Regions from separate parts of the Mus musculus genome. Here region 1 is linked to region 2. The links are chromatin loops, found by intact Hi-C in ENCODE. Cell type or tissue: gastrocnemius. All regions are shown on one strand. Each heading gives the region's core, and the rest is flanking DNA. Links, peaks and the distances in the headings are about the cores only. Region 1 overlaps Sptbn1 (spectrin beta, non-erythrocytic 1). Region 2 holds the start of Sptbn1 (spectrin beta, non-erythrocytic 1).

Region 1 (8,337 bases), core at 302-8,301, 71 kb before region 2:
CAGGGCAGCAAAAGCAGCTACGACATCCAGCATCCCTTAACCATCCAGCAACTCCTTAGTGTTTGAAAATTCTGCCATCACACAGTTAATTCCCCAACAGGGAAGACAGCACACCAGATTCATTTAGCACATGGATATCCACAAATGCCTCTGCAGAAGGCCAGCTTGTTTCCTCACCTTATTCTCAACCCCTAAAACCAAACTGGGCTGTGGTCAGACACCACAGCTCAGCCCATGGCACACACATCTTGGGACAACTTTTGTCTCCTTTTACCTGAATCCAGGTAGTGACAGATTTTAATGTCACACTCTCCTGTTCACATAAACAAACTTAAAACAATGGCTTCCTCAATGGGATTCTCTGTTGCCCCACTCAACCCAGGCTGGCCCTCAGAAGCATGAACACAAAATGCCCTTTAGCGTGAGCACAGTTCCTTCAGTTCTTTTATCAGGCTTTTTCTAAGTGCCATGCGTTATTCCAGATGTTTCTAATTCCATAGGAGGATATGCTTCTTCACTCATATATGCCCTGTATGTCCAATACTTCCATATTCCTTACAACCAGCCTTTGCCTGAAAGGGCCTTCTCCCACTCACATTTACTACTGGCTCAAAAGGAGCAGCTCAAGAGCTACAACCCCAATACATGCACTTCTTATTCCTGTAGTTAAATTACTTTCTTCTTCCTGCCTTGGGACTCTGTATAAATGGATACATAGTCTACTTTCTGCAAGATATAATTTACTCATATGTTTTTGCTTTTAAGCCTTAATCCTAAAGGGTCAAGACTCTATTGTAGGATTCCTATACCACTCCACCTTCCAAATTCCTGAAGGTAGAGGGACAGTGTGTATTCAGTGAATCAAGTAAATGAAAATGACACGTCTTGGGAGTGGAAATGTTCAGAGAAACACTCAGCCAGGAACAGATTAAAATTAACACACACACAAGTTTCCTATCTGTCAGGTTCGTTTTTCAATACATTTCATACACAACCTTATTTCTATTCTGTAAATAGTACAGTGTGGAGGAAAACAGTTTCTTTAATTTTAAACATGAAAACTCTAGGGCACAGGATAGAATACTCCCAGCCCCACTTGTTGTCAAGGTAGCAATGGGACCAAGAGTCCAACTGCAGTTGCTTTTGCTAGTGCACAGTCCTCCGTCCTCATCCTCATCAATGTCCACAAGAGGGGGTTTGAAGAGAGAGAGACAGACAGACAGACAGAGAGTGCTGCATCTAATTTAGCAAGCACAAAATATTGATATTTCTGGAGTAATAGAAGGCAAAAATTTCCAAGTTAATCAATGAATACATTTCAACTGGTATCCTTTGGAATACTGGACAACTAGTGATTAAGGTTAAAACCATAGGAAACAAGACATTAAATGCTATTTTTAGCTCCAGTCTTGTGATCTGAGAAATATCAGTCTCCCTTTTATGCTCACTAAAGATCAGAAAAATTAATGAATGGTATTAATAAAAAGTCTGTGTATTAGGAAAAGGAGAAAGAATTTTTGTCTAGCAAAGGGCTAGACCTAAGGAACACCACTGATGGTGAGGAAGGAGTTAATTAAACATGAAGACTGATCACAGCTCAAGGAATTTTAGCTTTTTTTTTATATCAAAAAACCACTTAATGGGTTAGCCTAAGATAATTGTATCTTGGCTTCCTGTAATCATATGCACTGGAGAACAGCAAAAACTAGCTTGGCAGTCACATGACCTCAAGATGCCCTTGGGGAGATCAACTTCCTCTTCTAGATTTATAAGAACTTTAAACTTTCACACACATACATTTCTATCTCTAATATTTGCTTACAGCTGGGAGGATCTCTAAGCCTCTAGCATTATAAACTAAATAATCCCTTTATGATTTAAATATTTCTCAAAATTAGAAAAAGTTCTTCTGAAATCCCACATTGTAACGGGACCTAGATGAGGATATATATATATATATAGGCTGTTCCAGAGAGGACAGCTTAGTCATCTGCAGACAAGCTTTGGCTTCTGCAGAGACCCAGAGATCCTAGCAATCAGCTCCACATAGATGAGATACAGTCTATCATAAGAAAACTGTGCCTCTGTTTCATCCATTCACATTCTCTTCTTTAAGCTCCAGCATCCTAAGAATGCCCTTGACCTCAACTCACCCTCAGCAGACCCACCCTCATGAACATCAGTCACAGGCGTTCACTGGGTGCTAGGCTAGGCTTCCCAGTAAGCACAGGTGCTGAGAACCTCAGTGACACCCACTGCCTGCTAAACAGCCTCAAAGCGTTCGCTTCCAGCCTGCAGAGGGACGGCCACCCTCCCCCTAGGGTTATTCTTTACACCACTCCCACAGAGTCCCTCAATGCTTTTCTGGCTTTTTACCTTTGCGTCCTCTCTCACACACCCATCCTCAAAGTCTGGCCAAACGTAACTCATTCTATAAATCCTCAACTGTTGCCATAACTGGAATTTTAAATGATCCTTCTACCCTTTCTTTTGATAATTCTCAAGGCATGCTGTACACACAGAGCACCTTTGTACAACACAAAGAAGACTTTACATGCTAGAGATGTTCCAAGTCCCACCTTTCATATCTCGGATCCTTACCTTCAGGGTCTAACAGTTTAGTGAGGCCAAGGTGCTGCTCTGCCAGGTTAAATGCATTCTGCAGATTGTAGTGTGCATTAGATTTCTTCAGTTTATCAAAATCTATCAGGTCAGGCCTATACAGAATGACAGTGGAACATAAACATTATGCCTTGGAAACAAATCAAGTGTCTAATGAGGCATGATAACTGCTCCAGAGAATGTTAAAATAATAGCATAGTGGAGTAAAATTACAGTATTATATAATCATCAAACAATGATACATGGTTTTTGAATAATGAACTCACACATTCTCCCTAATATGAATGCAGGAATTTCCACTATGGTACAATATCCAACCCACAGACAGGAGATACCACAACTAATCCAGATCTGCCACAGAAAATGGTACTGTATCTTTCTACCTTTACCATGATTTCTTCAGACTTACCGATGTTTATGTATCAGTGCATTGAAGGCCATGCCATCCCTCCAGCTAGTGGTGAAATTGTGAATGTTGACATTGGGGTACCTGTCAAAGACAGACCACAAAAGCAAAACAACAATTACCAAATAAAGGTTTATGCCTTGGTAAATGCTAAAAAAAAAAAAAAAAAAAAAAAAGAAAAAAAGCCTGTGTTCATGTTCACTGTAAACTCAAGGTCATGTCTCAATAATGACAATTTTGTCTGAGCATGTGTCCCGTTAAGATCAGGTTGCTTGAAATAAAAATAAAATAGATAGCTGTATTTCTTCACAAGTGCTTGGTAATTCAATTCCATGAGATGTGAACTGAATCCCCTTAACCTGCTGTGACATCTCACCAGCCCCAAGGTAAGGTAGTTTTAAGAGTAACACACTAATTAACCTGACAAGGAACTGATTCTCATTAAGAGCCAAGGACTCTGAAATAATTTCATCAGCACTTTACAGGATTTAAAAATATGTATTTTATTCAATTTTATTTATGTATGTGTGTGTTTTGTGTAAGTTTATGAGCACCATGTGCATGAAGGGGCCCACAGACTCCTGAGGGAACAGGAGTTCCAGCAGTTGTGAGCCACCGGGGTGGGTGTTGGACAACAGAACCTGGGTTCTCCAGGAAAGCAGTGAGAGCTGAAAACTGAGCCATGTTACACGTTTAGTATAGCTGAATTCACACAATGTCAGTAAGCAGCAATAAGTTGCAGTTGTGTAAAAGTATCTCCAAATTGGGTTTTAGTGAAAGCATACAAGGAAAACCAGGACAGGCTTACGTAATAACTGCTTCTAAGTTTGCTGTGTAAAGTTTACCAAATGGCAGAAATTAAAAGGAGAAAACTCCCAAATGCATTTAAAAAATATGTGGGTTTGCTTCTTAGAAATGCTCTAAAAGGGCTGGCGAGATGGCTCAGCAGGTAAGAGGACTGACTGCTCTTCCCAAGGTCCTGTGTTCAAATCCCAGCAACCACATGGTGGCTCACAACCACCCGTAATGAGATCCGATGTCCTCTTCTGGTGCGTTTGAAGTTAGCGACAGTGTATTTATATATAATAATAAATTGGGCCGGAGCTAGCAGGAACTGAGTGAACAGGGCCGACCGAGCAAGTGGGGTTGACCAGAGGGAGCAGAGGTCCTAAAAATTCAATACCACATGAAGGCTCACAACCATCTGTACAGCTACAGTGTATGCACATACATAAAATAAATAAATAAATCTTTAAAAAAAGAAAACAAAAAGGCTTATAAGGTATTAATAATAAAATTAAAAAATTAAAAAAAAAGAAATGCTTCAAGAATTTTATAATTTAAGATCTAATTGTCCGTGGAGCTTTCCGATAAAGAGAATGCAGCCGTTAAGGAAATAAGATCTGTTCCAAGTATAAATCACACCTCTTTCCACTCTGACAGCCAGTTCTGAAATGTCACATACCAACTGTTTATGTGGTAACAAGACATCTCAGTGGAAGCTATGAAAAGACACTTGTCAGCACCTTCGCAGTGATGCGACAGGGAACTTAATCCTGGAGGATTCCTAGTGCTGGAATCCTGTGTTTAATCCTGGAGATGCCTTGTGTCCTTCCAGTGCACACTCACCCAGCTGTCTTCATCTGGCACCACAGCAGCAATGCATCCTTAGCAGACTTTTTCTCTTTGTTATCTTCAGTCTCCACACTAATATCCTGGATCTAAAGTTTAAGAAGAAATATTAGGCAATCACCCAACTGCTGTATAAGCCTGAGAGCCACTGCAAAACAGGTCTGCATTTATATGAAATAGATCGAAGTCTTGCCCTGCACGTTATCTGCTCTCCATGTCAGTAAGAACTGTCAGGCTCACCTCGGACCTTCCAGAACTAGGTTTCTTATTCTACACACAAAGCCAGGGGGATGACCTGTTCCACGAGTGCCTCCGTAGCACCTATGAAGAGGCCATGTATGGCCCCTGGGGCCCATATCTTTGAAACTACAAGCTAGTGGGTGGTTTCTCATAGAAACCAGAAAAGTATTTTGCTGAAGGCACGGTATGTATCATTTCCTATAAGATAGACAGAACCTGTTAAATGCTATGCTTCCACGCTCTCTATTTTGTAAGTTCACAAGTTCAACATTAGACATTGTGATGGTTGTATATGCTTGGTGTGTCACTGTGGGTGTGGGCTCTAAGACCCTCATCCTAGCTGCCTGGAAGCCAGTCTTCTGCTAGCAGCCTTCAGATGAAGGTGTAGAACTCTTAGCTCCTCCTGCACCATGCCTGCTTAGATGCTGCCATGTTCCTGCCTTGATGATAACAGACTGAACCTTTGAACCTGTAAGCAAGCCCCAATTAAATGTTGGCCTTATATAAGAGCAGCCCCGGTCATGGTGTCTGTTCATAGCAGTAAAATCCTAAACAAAAAGTCTGATCTAATGGTACCAGAGTTAAGCTAAATGACTTCTTTTTTTTCTCCCTCCCTTCTTTTGGTCAGACTAAATGTGTTCTCTCTGCTTCCCCCCCCCCCCCCCATTGTGTATCTGTGCATAACAGCATGTGCATATCACAGAACACATATGAAAGAAGTCAAAGGACAACATGTGGAAGTTAGTTTCTTCCTTTCACCACATGGGAAGGACCACTGGGCCCTGAAGGGGTCCTCTTTCCTACCTGAGCACCTCAGCTTTTCCATCTCAGGGAAGGCAACAGTGGCTACCTCACAGCACTACTGTGGTTAGTTGGTTGACTGTTCTTTCCTTGCTGCTGCTGTTTTTAGATGGGATCTCAAGCTGGCTTCAAATTATGCACTGGAAAACTACCTTGAATGAGTAACTCCAATCCTCCTGCCTCTATCGCCCAAATGCCAGGATTACAGGAATGTTCTACCATGCCCACTAAAAATGTTAGTTCTTGGGGTTAGGAGACACCATCAGTTATATGATTTTAGATAAATGTTCCTAACTGTAGTCTGTGTTCTTGCCCCTTTTAACTAAATTTGGGACAAGAGGTGAGAATACAACCAATGACTCAGTAAAATAAATGTAGTAAAAGAAACTGCACAACGCCAGCTATAATACCAGCAGCCTTTGCTTCTTGATTTAAGAGGAGAAAGTATGTATTAGCAGGTTGAGGTGAATGAAGAAAAGGCAAATGGACAGTCATGTTTTTTCAACTTAGTTCACTGTAAGAAGTCTGAAAAAGACCGTGTACTCCAGCTCCCTGACACGGGCATTCATCCTCTGTCAAGGGGCCACGATCAGAATGGCCATCCATGTTCCCGTTAATGTAGGCCAAGGCAATGGATGTCATCTTCAACAGTAATTCCCCACTTAGCCTACTGATACTCTTTGGAACTGGGCCTTGGAATCTGAATTATTAAGATGCTTTCTCAACCGCAGCAGTGAAGACAGATGACAAGTCTGTGTTGTCTCCCTTTGTAACTCTCCCTCTTTACACAGAGACGTCTAGAACACTGTTCATTGGAAGCTATCAATCTTAGGAAGGCAGCAGGGATGGAAAAGCATTATTTACAGGCTGGTTTCAGAGTCTGAACAGGAAAACTAACACAGTTAAAATTTAGTTTTTGATTTTTATTTATCCCCCCCTTGTGTGAGATTATTTTGGACACAAGGACTTGTGCAAAAGACAGGACTTCTGGGAGATGTGTGGAGAGTAATTTGACACCAGGGCAGCAAGCGTCCAGCACTTCAAACTGTAACTGAAGAACAAGAGCACAAAGCATACGCCTGGATCGTGAGCCAGGACTAAACAGAAGTGCTTTTCCTGGGCCCCCTGGCCCCGAGGCAGCCTAAACTGTACCCAAGACTTGAGGGAGTTGCACGGATTAAGGAGCCATCTCATACTCGCTTCTATACAGAGATAACTCCATCACATAGTCACCAATTCAAATTCATCAAAGGCCTTTTGGCCCTTTCCTCCTGAAAACTGCTCCTTTCCACCCCAAGGGGGATGAGAAGGTGAGAACGGAGCCCCTATTCTATACGGGCCACAATTTAGCAAAGTCTAGCCAGCCTAGAAGTACCCAGCACTAGCCATACTGCTTGACCTTGGCTACTGAAAGCCAAACAGCAGAGATCAGATGTTCAGAGGTACACCTTAGGAACCCATATTACCAAGTCCCATTAAGACAGGAAAGGCACGTATGCCAGGGGCAGTGAAATGTACAAGAACATGGTAGCTCTGGCATTCCTCCAGGGTGGCATCAGCCTGGTTCCTGTGGAACAGAAAGCTCGTATGTGGAAAGCTGGTCTATATTCTTTAGGCCAAGCTCCTTACCTGGAAGCGCAGAATAATTGTCCAGATGAGGCCGAGGGTCAGCCGGTGGTTTCCATCCACAATGTCATGGGAGCCCATGTTCTCAAGATGGACTCTCTGCTCTTTCAGGAATTGAAGAGCCTTGTCGACATTCTCCAGACAGTGGATCCGCATCCGTCCCTTAGTGGGTTTAGGCTGAAAGCCAGAGAACAGAGTGGAGACACTTTACTCAGAAGGGCAGAGGAACTATCCTGAATCATACACGCCTGTCATGGTTTGTGCCCAAACCCAAACTAAAATTTGTGTGCATTCATTTGACCAAATGAATCTCAGTGCTACTGCTGCCACTGCAAAGGTAAATAACACTGTTCGCACGACCTAAGATTGAGAGTCAGTACTAAAGTTTATAAGGCCTGGTGGCACAAGACTGAAATCCCAGCTACTTAAAAATTGAGGCAAAAGGATCCTAAGTTCGAGGCTAGAATAAACAACTAATTGAGACTCTGTTTCAAAGTAACCATAATAAAGCAGGCTCAGTACACTGCTGAGCAGTGCAGCACTTGATTAACACACAAGGTCTCATACCCATACCAACAGTTTGTCAACCTCAAAGCTATACACTCTCCAGGGCTAGAAGGATAGTTTAGAGGTTATGAGCACTGCCTGTCAGAGTCCCAACACCGACATGCCAGCTCACAACCATCTTTATCTTCAGTTATGATGTCCTCTTCTAGCCTCCATAGGTAACACAGACATGGTTCACATATATTCAGGCAAAAACACCCATACCCCCCACCACCACTGCCACACACCAACACATACACAACTTTTTTTTAAAGAAACTCCAACTAAACAGGACACTTGAGCTGTACAGTCAGTCCTCTAATAAAACCCCTTTTTATAGTAAAAACCTTCATCACGTGATACTGATGTGTCTATCACAGCTTGAGCTTCAGAGAATGCTTTCTTCCTAGATAAACCTGACTTCCTATCTTCTGGCTACTTATCTGAGCCACTGCTCCTCCCGG
Region 2 (8,337 bases), core at 245-8,244:
ACTTGGGTTGGGAGGGCTGGTGGGCAATATTGCACCAGTCTTAAGCTGCCTCTTTTAAAGGCAATCATTTGTAAGTCTCCAGCTAGCCATGGCCTGCTATATAAATATCTGGGCCAAACAGAATTTCAATACCACACCCAATCTTACAGAAATTTGTACTAAAAGGAAACTGGGTTATTAAGTCAATTAAATTATAAATATAATTTTGCACTGAGGTTTCATTGAATCTACATTGCACCCAAGTCTGGTGTAAGACAAATTATGAAGGCGCAGTTACTAAGTGGAGGGCTCCAACAAATGAAGAATAACTGAGATACTGTCCTATAGCAGTTAGCACATGGCTTTGTTGAGCCTGCTTTGCATGAGACCAACCTCCACTTTCCCTGTCTCCCTCCATCCATCTCTCTTTCTCTTATTTGAGACAGTGTCTTACCACATCAATCTTAGCTGGCCTAAAACTTGCTAGGTAAACCAGGCTGGCCTCAAACTCACAAACATCTGCCTGCCTCTGTTTCCTGAGTGCTAGGATTAAAAGCATGGCCACCACACCTGGCCCCTGTCTGATATTTTACGATAATCCCTTTATTCTCCTTTAATTCTATCACATGCTGCTGCTGTTACTTGTTTTTGTATGGCAAGGATGAAATGAGGGCTCTGTCCATGTTGAACAACTGTGTTTTCTACTAGCAAACACATCTCTTTAATTCAGAGTACATGCATCTCTATTCTTGGCAAACAGAAATGACTTGACTAAAAATAATCATGAATTCAGGATTCTTTTCAAAGAATCCAATCAGCAGACACAGAATAAATGTTTAGCTCCCTTGTTTCCTGAATACTTTCTTGTGGGTTTCTAGTTCATGTGAATCATGTCAAAAGTACTGACAAACTTACAATTTAATAATCAAGGCACCTATTATAATAGACTTTGTATCGTAAACTAGAATATAATTGGAATAACTACTTAACATCTACCTGGCATGGTTTTTCTCTAGAAAATGAAACTGAATGGGAATGATCAGTGGCAAACCTACTCATTAACAGCATTAAATATGGCCTTCCCACAGGACACTGCTACTTTTCAGATCTAAAGCCCTTGTAACAAGGTACTTACCAACCTCTCACCGAAAAGATCAGCTAATCTGCCACTGGCATTACGTATACAGCCAAGTTGGATATTTTATATAAATATAGTATGTTAAAACACTTGAAATTAAAGATGTGTTAGAATTAAAAAATCCTTACAAACTCTTAGCAGCTCTTTCTAAATTGCTGTAAACATTATTTACTGTGTTCTAAACTATGTTGGTCATTAAGTTCGGCAGCTCTCCAAAAGTAAATGTCTTATAAAAGGGTAAGCAAGCTCTCATAGGATATGTTAAAGCAGGGAGAGGTCAACTTCAAGCAAGACAGCTTAAAAGAGAAATGGTTGATGTTCAAGGGACTACAGAACATCTGGTGACAGGTGGGACATACAACATCAGGACACTTACCTGCCAGGGCCTTGATGCGGGAGCGCTCAAAGAGCCTTGCAGAGCTGTTCTCATTGTCCCAGTCATCCACATCCCAGCGGTTGTTCACATCACTGTACTGCTGCTGGATCTCAATGTTGTCATAGTCTGTGGCTACCGTGGTCGTCATCTTGACTGTCTCAGCTGCTTGTCCACATCAGTTACTTTTCAGAGTTCTGTGAGTAAAAAAGGAAAAGCACAGGTGTGTATACAAAGTGTACATCCTCTATACACCTGCTGGGGTGATAATAAGGAAAAACTAGGACAGTCACTGCTTGTCCAGATGTGCCTTCTAGAGCCAAGGCCAGTTCTGAACTTTGGCTCTGCTTCATAGCACATGTGTGACCTCGGTCATGCTACTTTAATGCTTTCCCCAAACCCGGAGGAGGGAGAAGACTGAAGGAAACACTGGGTGCCAAATTAATGTTCTTTCCTAAAGGAGTTTAAAGTGTCTGGGCAGTGATGGTGCACACCTTTAATCCCAGTACTCAGGAGGCAGAGGCAGGCTGATCTCTATGTGTCTGAGGCCAGCCTGGAGTACAAGACAGCTATGGCTACACAGAGAAACCATGTCTTGAAAAAAACCAAAACAGAGCAAAATGAACCAAAAAAGTTTAAGGTGAAGGTTTAATGTTTTATCAGGGCTGTATCAGCATCTACATGGATCTTTTTAAGTGAATTCCCTTAGTTTTATTGTCTATTACCGTTTAGTTTTTCCTTCATAAGCTACTATATAAGAAAAACTAACAAATCATTCTGTCTCTATGTCTCATTTACATATTAGAATTGATGCCTAAGGTTAAGATGGAAGCATATGGCAACAAAGATAGTATCCATGCATAGTAAATACTCAATAGGTATTATAATTATTTATACCATTGTTACTATAAATTCTAGGACCAATACCAATAGTAATGCCCACTCCTTTAAAGCCCTTGAGGATAATGGTGGGTTTTTTTTTTTTTAAGGAATAACTATGAAATAAGCTCTGGCTCACTAAAGTCTTCACTTTATCAATGTATTCTTGGAGGATCAAGAGAAATATGTTTAGTTTTAAATACAGTTTCTCCATTCAATACAGCTATTACTCACATGCAGAACCCAACCATATTGAGGAATTACTACATGATCAGCAGTGCTCTAGATTCCTGGGGAGAACAATAAATGACACAAGTGTTACATCCTCATAGAAGGGAGACCAAAAACACACACACACAAAAGCCAGAGAGTTTAAGGAAAATAAAATACAAACAGATGAATTTGAAACTGGCTATTTTAGACTGGTCAGAAATAAATACTCTGCTTAGTGTAGGTCTCGGTGTCTAAAAGGTACAGATCATGGCCAGATCAAGAAGAATGGCACACCAGACAAAGGTACACCAAGGTATGCTCAGTATAGTTGGAGTCAGGTGTGCAGAGGGAAAGGTAAGGAGAGACAAGGCTAGGGGAGCTAGACAGGGCTCCCCTGCATAGCTCATCAGACTTGGCTGATGATGACCTTTGAGTCAGCATCGGCCACTGGTGGATGTGATTCTAAAGGATAGTTCTTGGTGCCATGTGGAAACAGATTCTAGGAGGCTACTCCAACGATGGAAGTGGTTTGGCACTGGCAGTAGTAGACGTGAATGTGGTAGTAGTGTGCGTGGGTATGTGTCAGGCATGCTGACAGGACTTGGAGAAAGGCCTGGATGAAAGGCTTGGATTCAGACTCAATCTTGGAGAACCAGACCTAAGGCTGAACTCTGGTTAACTAACAGGCTGGTGTCTAGCACCAGTTTCCAAGTTACTCCCCAACAAAACTTATGTGTAGCACCAGTTGGTTATTCTCCAACAAATCCGCACTCCAGGTTACAAGCCTGCCCTTGATACGTCACTTCTAACAACCATAAATCAGGAGAAAAGAATGTTGTTTATGGTTTGACACCTAGCACTAGCCAATTATGTTAACGGACAGCAACAGCCCCCCAATCAGATGCTTGCCAGAATAGAAACCTCCACCCCTTGCTAGCCATTTCCTATAAAACCTTGCCCAGATGAAAGTTCAGGGCAGCTTCAGCAAACCGTCCTGTGGGTCAGTGGTGAGTAAGCCCAGGCAGTCTGCTCCTGGTTGGTCTTTTTGGGCTCTTGAATGCATCTTGGTACAATATGGCTAGTCCTATGGCATTTCTAAGGTTCTGTGGTTAATTCTATTGCTATGGTTAAGTTCCTGTATGTGTTCAATTTCACTACAGGGACTCAGGCTCAATCAGTTACACAAAGCTATCCAAGTAAGTTAACTGCAAATCTAAGAAGGGAATATGATGGAGATAGCTTCTGTCTCATTGGTAGAAAGATCACAAGGCAAATGGTGCTGGTTATTTCCTCTCCTTCTCTCTTCTCACATTAAGATTAAAAAACTAATAGTAAGAGCTTTGTACATGGATGCTCACTTGGCCCAACTGTCACTCAATGTGCACCAAGAATGTGCACAGGGGTCAGTCTGCATAGCTCATTACTAGCATCTGTATGCTAATAGAATAAGATCACCACCCAGCAATACAGGACTACAATAGGGTCTCCATGCTGAAATGAACCACCTGTGTCTTGACTGGCACCATCAGTGGCCCAAAACGTCCCCTGCCTCCTCTTTTACCATTATAGTTCTCTCACAAGCCATCAACATATCCTATGTGCTCTTGAGGAAATAGCACCACATCCACTGACAAATGATCCACAGCATCTGCTCTTGCATTCATTCACTACAGCATAAACATCACATTCCTTCCTGGAAGTGAAATTCCCCCCAGACAGATGCAATCAAGCCTAACAATACAAGTGTGTTGGTATACTCATTTAACAGTTATGCTAACAACATATTTACAGGTTTTTACAAAACCACAAATGAACAGCTAAAACCTATTGACTGAATGACCTTATAGTTAAGCAACTCTAACACAGGGATGGGCGCAAGACGTGGGAAGGACCAGCCATATAGTCACACTAGTAACCTTGGAGATGGTCAATTTTCACGACTACTGCAACATCGCAGCCTTTTATAAAATCTGTCTTGGAATATTTTATCTCTAGTAAAGAAAACCTTTACAATACTATTAACTCCTTGGAGTATAATCATTCAAAGTATAGAAAAGTTGATTTAATCCAACTCAAGGAGAAACCCAAACAGGGCAAACCCTTCACCAAGGAAGTTCTAGCTATTTGGTGCCATCTACTGACCAAGCTGGATAAGCTACACTGTGGCCCCAGAGCCCGTAGCACCTGCCTAGGTGCCTACTCCTTTGTTCTGGCTCCGGAGTCTCCTACTGAACCCCTTCCCTGCTCTCACAAGTGACTGAACCTCTTCACAAACCTGACCCATCACCAGGTACCAGCTGCCCTCCAGTTTCCCAATGAGTTATTCCTAGATCCATGAATCAAATAAGCTCTAGAGTTTCAGCATGGGCTGCTACATGTCATAACCATTAAGAAAGAAGTGAATTTCAGGCCGGGCATGGTGGCGCACACCTTTAATCCCAGCAACTCGGGAGGCAGAGGCAGGCGGATTTCTGAGTCCAAGGCCAGCCTGGTCTACAAAGTGAGTTCCAGGACAGCCAGGGCTACACAGAGAAACCCTGTCTCAAAAAACCATTTCTGAGTTCGAGGCCAGCCTAGTCTACAAAGTGAACTTCGGGATAGCCAGGGCTACATAGAGAAATCCTGTCTCAGAAAACAAAGCAAGACAAAAAATAAAGGAGAAATTACTGAATAGGACTTTGCTATTGATTACACTGAAGAGACAATAGGACGCCATGGAGATGAGAATCAGATGTCAGTCGGTGAATTCAAATTCCCAATTTTAAAAAATTGAATATTTTATTTATTTACATTTCAAGTGTTATCCCCTTTCCAGATTTCCCTCCCCCAGAAACATGTTATCTCATCCCCCCTCCTCCTGCATCTATGAAGGTGTACCCCTACCCACCTACCCACTCCCACCTCTCCACCCTAGCATTCCCCTACTCTGGGGCAAGGAGCCTTCAGGGAACCAAGGGCCTCTTCTCCCATTGATGCCCAACAGGGCCATTCTCTGCTACATATATGGCTGGAGCCATGGGTCCCTCCAAGTGTACTCCTTGGTTGATGGTTTACACCCTAGGAGCTCTGGTTGGTTGATATTGTTGTTCTTCCTTTGGAGTTGCAAACCCCTTCAGCTCCTTCAGTCCTTTCTCTAACTCCTCCATTGGTGATCCCGTGATCAGTTCAATGCAAAACCACAAATTTTAATAAATGACCTTCACTTTTCTTCTGAGGTACAACCCTCATTAGCTATCCACATCAGAGGTATACCTAAAACTCGAGGATCTTAAATAAATGAGGATGTGGACTGGCCCTTATTAAGGTATAATTACAGCCTAGCTCAGCATCTTGTCTGGCCATTTCTCCCAGCACATATATTTGAAATGGGAGGTCTTATCTGTCCTGAAGGACTGAACATTCATCGTGGATGTATGCTAATGTAATCTATGTAAGCATCTAGTGTAAGCACAAAAACACAGACAGTACATGTATGATATTGAAATATGGCAGGTAATGCAATAATGGAAGCCATGTCTATAAGACTACAGAATGGGGGATAGGAATGACAAATAGCTAAGGAGAAAACTTCCATGTGCTCTTGAAAGAAAGCCTGAGAAGACAGGAAGGTGAGGAACATACTGCTTCCTGTCAAAAAATTAGAATTTCATACAACAGTCTGTGATGTAGAAACCAACAGAGGGCTGCTCCTCCCTACACTGTCTGCTACGGAGGACAACTGAAGGGTTGACCATCCTCTGCCTACAATATCCTAATGAAAGCAACTGCAAAAACCTTCATTCCCAATGTTCAGAGATCACTTTCCTACCAGATACAAAGGGCCACTGGGAATTGGCATATGCATATTACTTGAAACAAATCTTGTTTTTTTTTTTTTTTTTAAGGTAAGCAAATTCAGCCAGGTTCTATAAGGAGTGAAATTACCCTTAAAAAGATGCCAGCAAGAAACCCAGTGGCTTAGTCACTTCTATATTAAAACATTCAGCCAGTCTTGTCATCATAGCTTAAGGACTTATTGAGGTTGGGAAAATGGTCCAGCAATTACAGGAAGTTTCTGGTCCTGAACCTTAGGTTCAGTTCCTAGCACTAACATCAGCAGTCCACAACTGTCTGAAACACAGTTCTAGGGAATTCAACTTCCTCTTCTGATTTCCACAAACACTACACACATAGGCACACCCACAGAACTAAAATTAAAAATTTAAAAGCACTTAAAAACCACAAGCATAGCCACAAGCAAAGCTCTATAAAAATACAGGAGGAGAGAATGGGATCCCTCCCCTCTGTCCTTCCTCTATGTCACAGAGAACAAAAGAAGGAACAATGAAATGATACGCACATTTAGTATTTGAGTTTCTTCAATAAAAATCTTGATATTAAGTATGAGTTAAGTTCATTTGCTATTTCTGTTATTCATTTTCTCTGCCTATATATGTGATAAGTATATACATTTTAAATATAATCTTGCTAAGTCCTAATCTTTTTTTTTTTTTAAATCAGCTGTTTTGAAAGTAAACAAGCTGGGCATGGTGGCACACGCCTTTAATCCCAGCACTTGGGAGGCAGATGCAGGTGGATTTCTGAGTTCGAGGCCAGCCTGGTCTACAGAGTGAGTTCCAGGACAGCCAGAGCTACACAGAGAAACCCTGTCTCGAAAAAAACAAAAAACTAAAAACAAAACAAAACAAAAAAAGAAAAAAGAAAAGAAAACAATAAGACAAGGAAGAGTTAGCTTCTCTGATCTGTCATTCATCAGCCTTGAAAGTCACTGAATTCGAACCAGACTAACTTTTTTAAAGTGCATAGCTATGATAATATACACAACAGTTAAAAGGCTATCTTTGTTTCTGCTCCACTTACAATGAGTAATTAAAACTGAAATCATTAACTCAGAACAGGCCTAGCATCATGGTTCACAGACAATGTAGTGTTTCTGACCATTATAGTATTTTCTGCCTTACATATACTTTCAAACAGTTTTAAATAACATCAGAATATAGTGCCAATGCCAAAATGCCAGCCCTGCACTTCAGCAAGTTAGGCATTTAAGTGCTTTATTTGTTCTGAAGCTTGGTGAGCCAGAGCTGTGCTTTCCTGAACAGCAGAGTAACACTATTCAACAGCGTGGACTCTGTTTGGGAGCTTGTTCTTCTGGAGCAAATTCATCAAGTAAAATGCACACCTCAATTTTCTGGAATAAATATCAAATGAAAGCATGCGAAACTGCCACAAACAACAACCGTGTATCAAATGTCCCTGACACACACAGAGGTCCGGGATCCTACCTGTTCTAGACATTGTCATAGAACCACTACCCCCACCATAGCAAGTGCTCACAAACAATCTCAGATGAAATGACAGGTGGAAGACTGTCGCCACCCAGCTTCTAAGTATAAAACACAAAAATACTATTTCTGCCCAAGGCATATGAATCCTGGACCCCAGTATGAACTGCTATTGTGTAAGGGGACAGCCTGTCCTTTATGCAGATTCATTTAGCAAAGAATGAATTTTTATGAGAAATTTATTTTCACCCGGCTCAAAGTAGGGTGGGCTATTCTTAGGTAGAACTAAAGAAATACTAATTTTACTTGATTTGCCTATAATATTTATTACAAATATATACTTTATTGTAAATAAGATTATTTCCCCTTTACAAAATGACTTAAGTTCTAGGTACAATTGGCTGCCCAAATGTTCAGGTTTAAACTGTATTCACTTTGTTCAAGGGCCACTCATACAACCTACTGCTGAG

What was found. Peaks named below come from ENCODE experiments on the same cell type or tissue, not always from the same donor. Only the 100,000 strongest peaks of a DNase experiment are listed, where the experiment ranks them.
Region 1: it touches region 2 in a loop (2.1-fold over the local background); 8 of 42 quality-filtered maps call a loop at or near these places.

The regions. Positions count from the first base shown.
Region 1 is chr11:30,146,899-30,155,235 of GRCm38, forward strand. It overlaps Sptbn1 (spectrin beta, non-erythrocytic 1), which reads right to left. Exons shown (of 35, transcript NM_175836.2): 3 at 7,331-7,504; 4 at 4,658-4,749; 5 at 3,032-3,112; 6 at 2,602-2,717. Among named protein-coding and RNA genes, the nearest start is that of Sptbn1, 69 kb to the right of the region's middle. In gastrocnemius, for the core only: CTCF peaks have their summits at 1,186 and 3,638; DNase peaks (open chromatin) are centred at 7,291 and 7,482; H3K27ac peaks cover 1,595 bases.
Region 2 is chr11:30,218,086-30,226,422 of GRCm38, forward strand. Sptbn1 (spectrin beta, non-erythrocytic 1) reads right to left here and starts at 1,687. Exons shown (of 35, transcript NM_175836.2): 1 at 1,494-1,687. The coding sequence starts at 1,641. Gm51887 (a long non-coding RNA gene) reads left to right here and starts at 3,532. Exons shown (of 3, transcript XR_003949652.1): 1 at 3,532-3,589. In gastrocnemius, for the core only: a CTCF peak has its summit at 4,727 (motif pointing left); no DNase peak of the experiment used is centred there.